2 separate regions of the Homo sapiens genome follow, and region 1 is linked to region 2. Evidence: chromatin contacts called from ENCODE Hi-C or POLR2A ChIA-PET data. All regions are on one chromosome and are shown on one strand. Each heading gives the region's core, a stretch centred on a gene start or an enhancer-like site at or near the end of the contact. The rest is flanking DNA. Distances are from core to core; before and after follow the strand shown.

Region 1 (6,644 bases), core at 3,501-6,000, 110 kb before region 2:
AAAGTGGCTTTGTAGGCGTGATTAAGTTAAGGATCTTACACCAGGCATGATGGCTCACACCTGTAATCCCAGCACTTTGGGAGGCCAAGGTGGGAGATTTTTGAGCCCAGGAGTTGAAGACCAGCTTGGGCAACATAGTGAGACCCCATCTCTATAAAAAATTTAAAAATTAGCCAGGCGTGGTGGTGTATGCTTGTGGTCCCAGTTATGTGGGAGGCTGAGGAAGGAGGATTGCTTCAGCCCGGGAGTTCGAGGCTGCAGTAAGCCGTGATCACACCACTGCATTCCAGCCTGGCAACAGAGTGAGACCCTGTCTCAAAAAAAAAAAAAAAGTTAAGGATCTTGAGATGGGAGATGAACTTGGATTGTCCCAGGGGCCACAATGCTTTCACAAGGATCTTTGACAGAGGGAGGCAGGAGGGTCAGAGTAGGAGATGTGACCTCAGAAGCAGGGGTTGGAGTGATAAGGGGACAGGAGCCAAGGAATGCGGAGGCCTCTTAGAAGCTGGGAAACGGAAGGCAATGGATTCCCCCTGAGCTCCAGAAGGAAGCACCCTGCCTGCACCGTGACTTTCATCCCATCTCAGGGGCAGTCCCAGTTTGGACTTCTCCCCCCGAGAACTGTAAGATAATAACTTTGTATTGATCTGAGCCAGTGTTAATTGTTAATTCTTACAGCAGCAGTGGGAAGCTAATACAATGAAAATGCTTCCATTAAAGCCAGGTCATTAACATGATAGTATAATCTGGTTTGGGTGGGCTTAAATAAAATATTTAAACTTAAAATAATGTTGTGTTAATATGTGAACTTTTGAAATTGTCAGTGTTTTTACAAAAAGACCTTAATGTTCTGGAAAAAGTATAAATATGGGGTGCACATTTTTTCCTTTTGCTTGAAGCTGTAATATGATTCGGTGAGGCACTGATTTGGCCCTCCCTGTATTGCCGCGACAGAGCCTGCTTGTTTTAAAATAACTTTCTGTTTTAGAACAGTTTTTTTTTTTTTGAGACCAAGTCTCACTCTGTCGCCCAGGCTGGAGTGCAGTGGCACAATCTCGGCTCACTAGAACCTCTGCCTTCCAGGTTCAAGTGATTCTCCTTCCTCAGCCTCCCAAGTAGCTGGGACCACAGGTGCCTGACACCACACCTGGCTAATTTTTGTACTTTTAGTAGAGTCGGGATTTCACTATGTTGGCCAGGCTAGTCTCCAACTCCTGACCTCAAGTGATCCACCTGCCTTGGCCTCCCAAAGTGCTAGGATTCCACAGGTGTGAGCCACCGCGCCCGGCCTAGAACAGTTCAACTTTCAGAAAAATTGGGAAGATAGTGCTGAGTTCCCACATATCCCACAGCCAGTGTCCCCTGCTATTAACATCTTAAAGGAATGGGATACATTTGTTGCTATGAATGAACCAGTGTTGATACATCAGTAATAACTAACATCCAGACAGGATTCACGTTTCCTTCGTTTCTCCTTCGTATCATTTTCTGTCCCAGGACCCAATCCAGGGCCCCACATTGCGTTTGTCCCTCACGTTGCCTTAGGATCCTCTGGTCTCTGTGGGTTCTCAGACTTTCCTGGCTTTGGATGACCTGGATTGCGTTCCTGAGCACCGGCTAGGAATTTTGCAGGACGCCCCTCTGCTGGGATTTGTCTGTTGTTCTTCTATTGATTAGGCCCTAGTTCCGGGTTTTGGAAGGAAGATCGCAGTGACGAAGGGCTGTTCCCAGCACATTATGTCAACATGACCTGTCCCTGCTGCATGGGTCCTATTCTTTATTCCTTGTTACAGGTAAAGAAACAGGCACAGGAAGTTGTATCAGGCGCCTGCTGGTAGGTGGAGGATGGGCAGGGGGTTGAGGGGACAGGGAGTGGACAGAGCCCCTTTGCTGGTAAAGAGGGGACCCCAGACCTCTCACGTCTCTCCAGGGCCCCTGGTGGTCTCCTGGCTGGCCTCGCTGCTCTGCTTCAGAAATCAGATTTGACGGGGCACTGGGACCCTGATTGGGCCTTGGTGGCTGTAGGTGCTCTCTTATTAGCGACACCACTTGAGGGTGTATTGAACATCTGAAGAGTACCCAACCCTGGATCAATAATTTTTTGCTTTAGGCCAGGCGCAGTGGCTCACGTCTGTAATCCCAGCACTTTGGGAGGCCAAGGTGGGCCGATCACCTGAGGTCAGGAGTTGGAGACCTCAGCCTGGCCGACATGGTAAAACCCCATTTCTGTCAAAAATACAAAAATCAGTCCAGGCGCGGTGGCTCATGCCTGTAATCCTAGCACTTTGGGAGGCCGAGGCAGGCAGATCACCTGAGGTCAGGAGTTTGAGACCAGCCTGGCCAATTTGGCAAAACCCCGTCTCTACTTAAAAAAATACAAAAATTAGCCAGGTGTGGTGGCGGGCATCTGTAATCCCAGCTACTTGGGGGGCTGAGGCAGGAGAATTGCTTGAACCCGGGAGGCAGAGGTTGCAGTGAGCCGAGATCGCGCCACTGCACTCCAGCCTGGGTGACAGAGCAAAACTCCGTCTAAAAAAAAAAAAAAATCAGCTGGGCATGGTGGCGTATGCCTGTAGTCCCAGCTATTCTGGAGGCTGAGGCAGGAGAATTGCTTGAACCTGGGAGGTGGAGGTTGCAGTGAGCTGAGATCACACCACTGCACTCCAGCCTGGGCGACAGAGTGAGACTCTGTCTGAAAAAAGAAAAAATTTTTTTTGCTTTAATTTTTTTCTTTTTAAAAATTGAAGTATCAAATGCATTAAGAAAAGTGCACAATTTCGGTTAGAGGTTGATGGATTTTCACCTAGGTATGCACGCTTGTAATGACCCCCTATACCAAGTGTAAACGCCTCCCCCGCACCCCTCCCTGTCAGTATCCACCCCTGAGGTCCTGCTGCCCCCACCTCTATCCCCATGGATTGGTTTTGCCATTCCCCGGGACGTCACTTATATGGACTCATGCACGTGGTCCCTGTGTGTGATTTACCCTGTCATTGTGTGTCTCAATTGGTCATTCCCTTTTGTCTCTGGGTAGCATTCCATGGTATGAGTGTGTCCCCATTTGTCATGCATTCACTTGCTTGTAGACATTTGTGTTGTTTCCAGTTTTGGGCTGTTATGGGTACGGCTGCTATGAGCATTTGTGGATAATCTTTGTGTGGGTGCATGCTTTCATTTTTCTGGGACAAATACTGGGGGTGGGATTGCTATATTGTAGGGTGAACGTCCAGCTTTGGTAGAAAAAGTATATTCCACAGTGACTGCACTAATGCACTTCCACCAGCAATGTGTGAGCACTCTGGCTGCTCCACATCCTCACCAGCACTTGTTATTGTCAGTCTTTTTCATTGTAGCCATTCTGGTGTATGGCATGGGATCTCACTGTGAGTCCAGTGGACATTTCTCTGATGACTAAGCCACCCAGGGCTGGTGGGTGGCTCCAGGAAGTCACAGGAATCCTTTCTCCTATCTCCTATTCTGCTCCGCCCTTCTTCATGTGTGGCTTTCATTCTTAAGGGTGCCTCATGATCCAAGATGGCTGCTCTAGCTCCATCCATTGTGACTGAATTCCGGGCAGCAGGAAGGGGGACTTATCAACAACTACATAGAAATTTCAGATATTGATAATGTCAGGGAGATAAAACAGGGTGATGAATATAATGTGATGGGGGAAGGGCTGCTTTAGGAAGAATGGTATTTTCATCCATTTTGTTCACTATTGAAGTGCCCAGGCCTAGAGCAGAGCCTGCCATACAGTGGGGCTCAATAGAGATGGTTAAGGGATTGAAAATTGCTCAGGGAAGGTCTCACGGAGAAAGTGACTTTAGACTTGAGAAGTGAGGGGCTCACTTTTGTGGGCATCAGGGGAAAGATTGCCCCTGGAGGAGCAAAGAGTCAGTGCAAAGGCCCTGTGGCAGAAACTTGCCTGGTGGCTCAGGAGCACAGCAAGGCCAGTGTGGCTGGAGCAGAGTGAGCGAGGCAGATAGGAATGGGGGAGGAGACTGGAGTGACTATAGGGAGCTGGGTTGTGCAAGACCTCATAGGTCACTGTCAGGAATTTAGATTCTATTCTGAGATAAATAGGGAGGCATGGGGGAGGTTTGAGCAGAATGACATGCTCTGACTTTAATCTTAAAAGGATAACTTGGATTCTGTGGGGAGAACGGGGCGGGGGGCAAGAGCAGAGGCAGGAAAACAGCGGGGAAACTACGGCACCCATCCATACAAGCCAGGATGGGGGCCAGGATGGTGTTGGAGAGAAGTGGATGGATTTGAGGCATGCTTTAAAGCGAGAGCAGCCCAGCCTTGCTGATGGAGGGTGCTAGGTGGGAGGAAAATGGAGGACTCAGGAATGACTCAACCTCTTCGCTTAAGCAACTTACAAGCGTGGGTTTCTTGTAAAAACCTTTTATTTTAGTCTTCTTACCTTAGTCCTTTAAAAATCAAAAGAAGTTGGAACATGAGCCAAGGGTGTGGTGTTCCCAAGTCCCAGATTGGATTAGCCTGTGTCGTAGTTGTTCCTGCATCTTAAGGCCCCATGGAGCTGGGGATGCCTGGAGCCCTGGGATTGAGAGTGTAGTCAGCCACTGACTGCTGGTCCAGAGTGGGCAGGGCCTGGCCTTGTCCCAGAACTAGGCTTCGTCTGGGCAAATTGGCTTCTTGGCTCATTTGGTCAGAGGTGTGTTTCTTGGAAGCCTGTTTTCTCTTCTCATAGGAGGAGGAATTAGACCTTGCAATTCAGTGGCCAGGTCAAGTTAATGATTCATTTGTGAAGCTCCCGTGCAAGGAGCCCAGCGGGGATGGCCTAGGAGAGAAGCGTGAGGGCACAGGCCTAGACGTGGATACGGAGCCTGGGGCTCTGTCTCTCCCTGCTCCTGTGACCTTGGTCAGGCATTTGGCTTTGGAGCCTCAGTGTCTGCTTCGATGAGATGAGCCATTGAGAATTTAAGAGGTGAAGTAGGTGGAAGTGTTTCGCTACCTGAACAGGGCCGGGCAGATCGTCCAGACGATTCTGCTCCCCTGGTGTCTGAGGGCAGGGGCGTCTCAGGGCAGGGGCCCCATCGTGTTCATCCCTGTGTCTTTAAATTCCTAGCATAGCATCTAGCATGGGGCGGATGATTGTACAGGGCATGAACTGCAATCCCAATGAGGTCAGAGCAGCCTCACTGTAGGCCGAGGTCGTTCCAGTGGGCTTCATGGAGGAGGTGGCACCTGGGCGAGCGGGGTGTTAGGTTTGGAGGTCAGGGGCCTCTCCAGGTGCAGGGGAGAGTGCTGTGGGTGGTAGGAAGAGAATGCTAAAAATTAATGTCTATGAAATCTTCATCTCATCCATCACACATTTACCGAGTTGTTGCCCCGGCCTAAACAGGCGGTACTCTCTGTGTATTTAAAAAAAAAAAAATCCCTTCTTAAGTATGAGCTGTTTAAAACACACAAAGGAGGACTAGCGTTACCACCCGCTAGACATTTCCACGTTGATTATATGGTTTCAGGTCTCACTTTTGCTCATTCACCCAGAAAATATTTACAGAGCTCCTGCAAGGTGCCAAGAGCTGTCCCAGGCCCTGAGGACAGACACATCGCCAAACAAAGCAGCTGAGGATCTTGCCCTTGTGGGTTTATGGCCAGGCAGGTGATACAGATGGACAGCAATAAACCTGATAAGCTAATTATACCGTGTGCTCGAAGGCCACAAGCAGCATGGAAACAACACGGCAGGTCGGGAGGTCAGGAGTTTTAGGGGCAGGTTGGATGAGCCTTCTGAGAAGGGGGCATGTAAGCAGAGATTCGAAGGGGTGAGGGATTTGACCACGTGTTTAGGAGGAAGCAGTGGGTGCAAAGGCCCTGGGGCAGGAGCGTGGCCTCTTGGACAGGATAGCAAGGAGGCTGTGGGGCTGGGCTGAGTAACAGACAGTGGTTGTGGAATGAGACCACCGCTTCTGCTGTTGTCCTTCCCAGCTTCTCCCCAGCCTCCCCTTTTCCCTAGTTTATAAGACAGGAGAAAAGGGAGAAAGCAAAAAGATGGAAAGAAACAGAAGTAAGATAAATAGCTAGACGACCTTGGCGCCACCACCTGGCCCTGGTGGTTAAAATAATAATAATAATAATAATATTAACCCCTGACCAAAACTACTGGTGTTATCTGTAAATTCCAGACGTTGTATGAGAAAGCACTGTAAAACTTTTTGTTCTGTTAGCTGATGTATGTAGCCCCCAGTCACGTTCCTCACACTTACTCGATCTATTATGACCCTTTCACATGGACCCCTTAGAGTTGTAAGCCCTTAAAAGGGCTAGGAATTTCTTTTTCGGGGAGCTCGGCTCTTAAGACGCGAGTCTGCCGATGCTCCCGGCCGAATAAAAACCTCTTCCTTCTTTAATCCGGTGTCTGAGGAGTTTTGTCTGTGACTTGTCCTGCTACAGTTGGATGTGGGGCCAGAGAGAACACAGGGGCCAGACCAGGCAGAGGGGCTTGTAGGCCAATGTTCGGACGGTGGCTCGTATGTTATTTTCAAGAAATAACATGTTCACAATGACAGTTAAAGCTTTCCCCACATCCCCAGCCCCCAGCCCTCTCCTGAGATTGTTTGCAGGTATCATTTCCCTGAATGTTTTTCTACATTTCCACATGGGTTTGTCTTCAG
Region 2 (6,827 bases), core at 2,050-4,549:
CACTGGGCACAGCTGACAGTCATGTGCATGACACCACGTCTCGAGTCCCTCCCCCGACACACCCTGTGGGAGCCAGGAGGGCCGGGACTCATCTGGTTTTGTAACTTACCAGGTGCCAGTTCTGCAGTGCTGGGAGGTGCTCAGTGCACATTAGCAGAATGCGTGAACGAGTGCCCACACCTGGCGTCTAATAAACAATGGCCTCTTCGGGCAAGTGGCACCCATTGGAATGCAGTACGTGAGGGCTCCGTATTGCAGAATTGACCTCATCCTTCCTCCTGCCCTGTGTTTGCACCCTCTCAGTTCCTCCCATTGTGGAGGTGAAGTTTGTTTTTCTACTCCTTGACTTTGGCTTTAACCAAAAGCACGAAGCTGACACGAGTGTGTGCCAGGTCTGAGCATGCGTGTCTAGGGACCTCCATTGACTATGTTTGCTTTTTTGCTCCTCCTCCTTTGCCATAAGGAGAATGTGCTGAGTGGCCACTGGTCCCACAGAGTGGATGAGAGATATGTGGGGCTGAGCCACACCTAGATCAGCCGACCTGCAGCAGCTGGGTGAATCCAGGTGAGGTCAGCAGAGCCCGGCGGGCGAGCCAGCCTAGATCAGCCAGCGCCAGCCGCCCTGCTAACACACCAGCCAGGTACATAGTGATTGTTGTACACGTTGAGGTTCTGTGGTTGGTTGTCAAGCAGCACATAGTAGGTGCTCAATAGATAACTATGGAATGTTTGAGCATACAGCTAGAGCTCCATAAAAGACATCCAGTAAAGCCCCCAGCACTGTGCTGGGCACACGGGAAGTGCTCAAGACACAGTGCTCCCTTCTCCCTGCTTCCTCCTGTCAACAGCAGCAGCAGTAGGTTAGAGAGGCCGATATTTGAGACATTGTGGCAACCTTTACAGTCCACACTCTACTATTCTACGGGACACCCCGAAGCCTCCAGCCACCCCTCGGCAGCCCTTGGTAGAACAGGGTCTATGTCTCTTTCTTGGCCTCTTCTGACCAAGAGTCTTGTTCCTAGTGGTGAAGAAGCTGGGGTCTTTCTGGAGCCACTGCAGACCCCCTAGTCAAGGGTGGCTGCTTTGTCTCTGCAAGAAAGCAGATTGTTCTCTTTGCCGACTCCTGCTGGGATCTTCTCTCTTCCTCTCCTCCCACCTCTTCACAGGCGGAAGCCATAATTATTTCAATGCAACATCCCTGTCATCAGCCAGCACTTTGAGCAGGGGACACAGTCAGCACTGTTTGGGATCCCACACTGTGTGTACACAGTGATTATTCCGGCATCGAGGGCAGATAATGAAACCTGGAGTTGTGTGTCTTGAGACACCTCTGCTCACTACTCACTCTCTAGACACCAAGAAAATTCGACTTCCCGCCACGCCCAGCCGGGCCCTGCAATGGGCTCCCAGCTCCTGTGGGTGCAACATGAGCCTGGTAGCTCCCAGGCAAACGCTGAGCAGCAGGCGAGATCATGGTGGCCGCGGTGGCCACAGTCTGTGAGGTCAGAGCTCCCGTTAGGCGTGGGCTATCTATGGGTTTAATAAGCCAAGGCCTTCAGGGCAGGGCCCACAGAGCAGGAATGTCCTGAGGCTCAATATTCCAGCCATTTGTTCCTGTCTGTTGTCTCTCAAACCAGATCCTCTGCCACTTCTGAAGGTCCCTGCAAAAGAGGCTTCTGCCTCTAACCCTAAGCAGCCAGCCCAAGCCTGCCATGTGGAGAGAAGGGGACAGGGAGGCAGGAGTTGCAATCTGTGCCCCGTGTGCCCCCTGTGCCATCACCCTGTACAATTGTGGCCCAGGCAAAGCTCCTCTCTGTACCTCGGTCCCCTTGTCTCAGGAACAGGATCTCTTTCTTTCTTTCTTTCTTTTTCTTTCTTTCCCTTTCCTTTCCTTTCCTTTCCTTTCCTTTCCTTTCCTTTCCTTTCCTTTCCTTTCCTTTCCTTCCTTTCTTTCTTTCTCTCTTTCTCTCTCTCTTTCTTTCCTTCTTTCTTCCGTCTTTCTTTCTTTGTCTCGGGAACAGGATTTCTTTCTTTCTTTTTTTATTTTATTTATTTATTTTTTTGAGATGGAGTCTCGCTCTTGTTGCCCAGGCTGGAGTGCAGTAGCATGATCTTGGCTCACTGCAAACTCCGCCTCCCGGGTTCAAGTGATTCTCGTGCCTCAGCCTCCTGGGTAGCTGGGATTACAGAAACGCGCCACTACACCCAGCTAATTTTTGTATTTTTAATAGAGACAGGATTTCACCACATCTGCCAGGCTGGTCTCAAACTCCTGATCTCAAGTGATCCACCTGCCTTGGCCTCTCAAAGTGCCGGGATTACAGGTGTGAGCCACCGCGCCCGGCTGAGAACAGGGTTTCGTCTATTTCTCATTAAGTTGCTGATGGCTCCCTTTCAGGATTCACCGCCACAACCAGGCCTCCCTGGCACCTTGTTTTAAATCACAGCCCTCCTGACCTAGATCCAGGGCCCCAGAAGCAGAGCCAGAGAGAGAGGTTTTTACAGGAGAGGGAGGGAGGGCGGCCTCAGCCTGGACCCACGGGGGGCTCTGATATGTGAACTCCACCAGGGTTTGTCCCATCTGTAGCCAGGTGGGTCAGGATGTGTGTGTGTGTGTGTGTGTGTGTGTTTTGTTTTTTGTTTTTTGCATTATTTTTGAGACAGGGTTTCACTCTCTTGCCCAGGCTGGAGTGCAATGGTACCATCACAGCTCACTGCAGCCTCCACCTCCAAGGATCAAGCGATTCTCCTGCCTCAGCCTCCTGAGTAGTTGGGACTACAGGAGTGTACCACTGTGCCTGGCTAATTTTTTTATTTTTTGTAGAGACTAGGTCTCACTATGTTGCCCAGGCTGGTCTTTAACTCCTGGCCTCAAGCAATCTTCCTGCTTTGGCCTCCCAAACTGCCAGGATTACAGGCGTGAGCCACTGCATCCAGCCTTGCTTTATTTTCAATTGTGGTAAAATACACATAACATAAAATGTACCACTTTAGCCATTTTTAAAGGTACAATTCAGTGGTATTAAGGACATTCACAGTGTTGCTTGACCATCACCACTCTCCTGTTCTGAAAGGTTTTCATCACTCCAAGCAGACTCTGTCCCCATTAAGCAATAACTGTCATTCCCGTCCCCCAGCCCCTGGTAAGCGCTAACGTACTGTCTGTCTCTGTGAATCCGCCTGCTCTAGGCACTTTATTTAACCGGAATCATGCATCTGGCTACTTTCACTTAGCATCGTGTCTTCAAAGTTCATTTACGTTAGAGCCTGAGTCAGAATTTCCTTCCTTCCCGCCGCACTTTCATTTTGAATAGACTTTACTTTTCAGAGCAAGTTGAGTTCACAGGAGTGGCATTCCTCTTCACGGCTCAACAATATCCCCTGCATGGAGGCGCCCCTCGTGTTATTTGTCATCTCCTGATGGGCACTTGGGCTGTTCCTACCTTTTGGCCATTGTGACTGGTGCTGCTGTGAATGCCTGTGCACCAGAATCTTTCCTAGTCCTTCCTCTCAGGGGGCCAGGCTTCTGCCCTCCCCTCCGTCCTGCTCCCCGTGTCAGTCTGTTTTGGTCACTGGCTGTGGCCTGGGAGACACTCCCACTTGGATGAAGGCAGTCACCCCCGGCGGTGCTCAGGGTGGAAGGGGGCCAGCAGGGGAATCCGGGTGGTGCCAGGAGTGCCCTGCATCTCCCCGTTCCTCCTGCCTTCCCTGCTTTGCTACCCCCAGTACTTCTCACCTTCTGACACCCCCGGCATGTGCTGACTTCTTGGGCTTCTTGTCTACTTCCCCCTAGAAAGCACCCAAGGCCTGGGGCTGTGCCTGTTTTGTCACGGCTGGACCCACCCTTCCTGATACACAGTCAGGCTCAACAAATATGCATGGGATGAATGACTAGCACGCGCGCACACACGATCTCTTGGAATTCTCGCCGAAACTGTGATGTCACTGCTGCCGTCATCCCCATTCTACAGAGAAGGAAATGGAGGCTCAGGAACGTTGAGTGAATTCCCCAAGGTCACAGAGCTTGCGAGCGGCAGAGCAGAGACAGGGGTGCAGAGCTGCCCCACGCCTAGCACTTCCCAGCCGGAAGGCTTGGCCTGTCTACATGATGAGCTGGACACCTGTCAAACACATGTCACTCACACTAATTCGACTCTGCGTCTTTGGAGAGAGAGAAACTTCGATACCCAGCCAATGGCCAGGCCATTGCGCTCAACTAGTGAGGGTGAGGACCTAAGTGTGCAGTTTCCACAATTGCGTCCCTTCTCTCGTGCCCCTCTTTTTTATAATAAAAAATAATTTTAAATCCCAGCACTTTGGGAGGTTGAGGCAGGCAGATCACTTGAGGTTAGGAGTTTGAGTTCATCCTGGCCAACATGGTGAAACCCCATCTCTACTAAAAATACAAAAATTAGCTGGGCATTGGTGGCGGACGCCTGTAATCTCGCTACTCAGGAGGCTGAGACAGAAGAATCACTTGAACCCGGGAGGCAGACATGGCAGTGAGCTGAGATCGCAACACTGCACTCCAGCCTGGGTGACAGAGTGAGATTCTGTTTCAAAAAAAAATTTTTTTTTTAATTTAATTTTTTAGATACAGGGTCTCACTGTCACCCTGCCTGGAGTGCAGTGGCATGATCGTAGCTCACAGCAGCCTCGAACTCCTGGGTTCAAGCTATCCTCAGCCTCTCAAGTAGCTGGGACCACAGGTTTGTGCCGCTATGCCCAGCTAATTAATTAATTTTTTTTTGTAGGGACAGGGGTCTCACTATGTTGCCCAGGCTGGTCTTGAACTCCTGGCCTCAAGTGATCTTCCCACCTGTCAGCCTCCCAAAGTGCTGGGACTACAGGCTTGAGCTACCGCACCCAGCTAATTCACGCCCCTCTTAATGCGAGCATCTCAACACGCTGACGGAGACCCTAGCTGCCAAAGTTACACATTGAGAAAAAATCTACGTGCTGGGCGAGGTGGCTCACGCCTGTAAGCCTAGCACTTTGGGAGGCCGAGGAAGGTGGATCACCTGAGGCCAGGAGTACTAGACCAGCCTGGCCAACATGGCAAAACCCCATCTCTATTAGAAATACAAAATTTAGCCAGGCATGGTGACGGGCGCCTGTAATCCCAGCTAGTTGGGAGGCTGAGGCAGGAAAATCGCTTGAAGCCTGGAGACGGAGTTTGCAGTAAGTCGAGATCGCGCCACTGCACTCCAGCCTGGGCAACAGAGCGAAACTCTGTCTTTAAAAAAAAAAAAAAAAAAAACACGACAGAGGAACAATGCGTGGAATGTATGGATGCATGGTAAGCTGCAGAAATCTTCCGTGAGTGATGGATTGTGACAGACGTCTGCACATTTCCACCTTGGCGTTAGTACTCAGACCAGGACGTGGAAGGTTCCTATCATCCAAGAGTTCCCTTGTGCCCCATCCTCCAGGGGTAACCATGATAGAGGCTCTATCCCCACAGACCCTCTCTGCTGTTCCAGAGCCTCACACAGTGCGTGAACTCTCACCCCTCGGTGTCTGGCCTCATCTGCATATCCTCCAGTGAGGGTTGCTCTCGCTGTCCGGAAGCTGCAGCTCGTGCTTGCTAATTTCTGTGCAGTTTTCAATTACATGAATAGGTCGTCGTTTGTTTTTCATTCTAGAGCTGACGGATGTTTGGATTGTTTTCAGTGTGGGGCTATTACAGATCGAGGTGGTGTAGAGGTTCTTATCCATGTCCTCTGATGAACGGATACCCCCATTTTTCTTGGGAGTGTATCTGGGAATGGGATTACTGGACCACAGAGTAGTCATGTTCTTGGATTCAGTAGCTGGCGACAATTTTCCAAAATGATTGTAACAATTTACTCTCCCACCTTTAAATCCTCATCAACACTTGATATTGCCAATTAAAGTTACTTTTTTTTTTTTTTGAGGCAAGGTCTTGCTCTGTTGCCCAGGCTGGAGTGCAGTGGCACGATCATAGCTCACTGCAGCCTCGAATTCGTGTATTCAAGTGATCCTCCCACCACAGCCTCCTGAGTAGCTGGGACTAGGTGTGTGCTACTATTCCCAGCTAATTAAGTTTTTTTTTTTTTTTTTTTTTTAGAGATGGGGGTTTTACTATGTTTGCCAGGCTGATCTTGAACCCCTGGCCTCAAGCAATCCTCCTGCCTTGGCCTCCCAAAATGCTGGGATTACAGGAGTGAGCCACCACGCCCAGCCTAAAGTTACGTATTTTTGATACAATATGTGCAATGGACTGAATGTTTGTGCAACCCCTCACAACAAATTCATATGTTGAGACCCTGGCCCCGATGTGATGGCCTTAGAGGGTGGGGCCTTTGAGGGGTGGTTAGGTCGTGAGAGTAGATCTCTCACGATGGGACCAGTCCCTTATAAAAGGGACCCCAGAGAGCTCTCTAAGCCCTTTTTCTGCCCTGGGAGGACACAAGGAGCTAGCAGCTGTCTTTGACAGCTCTGGGGCTTTGGCCAGGTTTCTCAGCCTCTCTGAACTTCAGTCCTAAAATGGGATAATGGCCTCCTGGGCTGTGGCGGGGATTAAGTGAGCTAGCTGGTGTAAAGCGCTTAGAACAGGCCCTAGTGCATAGCTCCTGCTCAGTAAGTGCTTGCTGTTTATTTTCCTTCCACGAGCACCTGGGATGGGGGTGGTGTCCTCAGTACTTGTCAGCAAATAGCAGTGCATTGCAGTATGAACCTGACTGGCCCTGCGACTCTAAGGATGAGGGCATCTGGTGTTAACTAAAATAACCCTCAGGCCCAGTGCAATGGCTCACGCCTGTAATCCCAGCACTATGGGAGACCGAGGCAGGAAGATTGTTTGG

Evidence for each region. A loop is a pair of places that touch in the nucleus more often than their neighbours do. ChIA-PET counts read pairs that join two places held with the same protein, here RNA polymerase II (POLR2A). Pooled maps may share reads with other maps.
Region 1: a pooled map shows a loop between it and region 2 (2.4-fold over the local background). The contact joins two enhancer-like sites. A Hi-C loop is called at or near these places in 1 of 50 pooled maps. POLR2A ChIA-PET finds 5 or more read pairs at or near these places in 2 of 52 experiments (A673 and Panc1).

The regions. Positions count from the first base shown.
Region 1 is chr12:124,826,882-124,833,525 of GRCh38, reverse strand. The region is part of intron 1 of SCARB1 (scavenger receptor class B member 1); the gene reads left to right. Among named protein-coding and RNA genes, the nearest start is that of SCARB1, 34 kb to the left of the region's middle. RefSeq lists an enhancer at 5,230-5,409. Within about 2 kb of position 4,750, at least 11 of the 41 ENCODE cell types and tissues checked have a DNase peak (open chromatin) inside an H3K27ac peak, as active enhancers do.
Region 2 is chr12:124,710,288-124,717,114 of GRCh38, reverse strand. No RefSeq gene overlaps it. Among named protein-coding and RNA genes, the nearest start is that of NCOR2, 150 kb to the right of the region's middle. RefSeq lists enhancers at 2,984-3,628, 3,629-4,274. Within about 2 kb of position 3,299, at least 25 of the 41 ENCODE cell types and tissues checked have a DNase peak (open chromatin) inside an H3K27ac peak, as active enhancers do.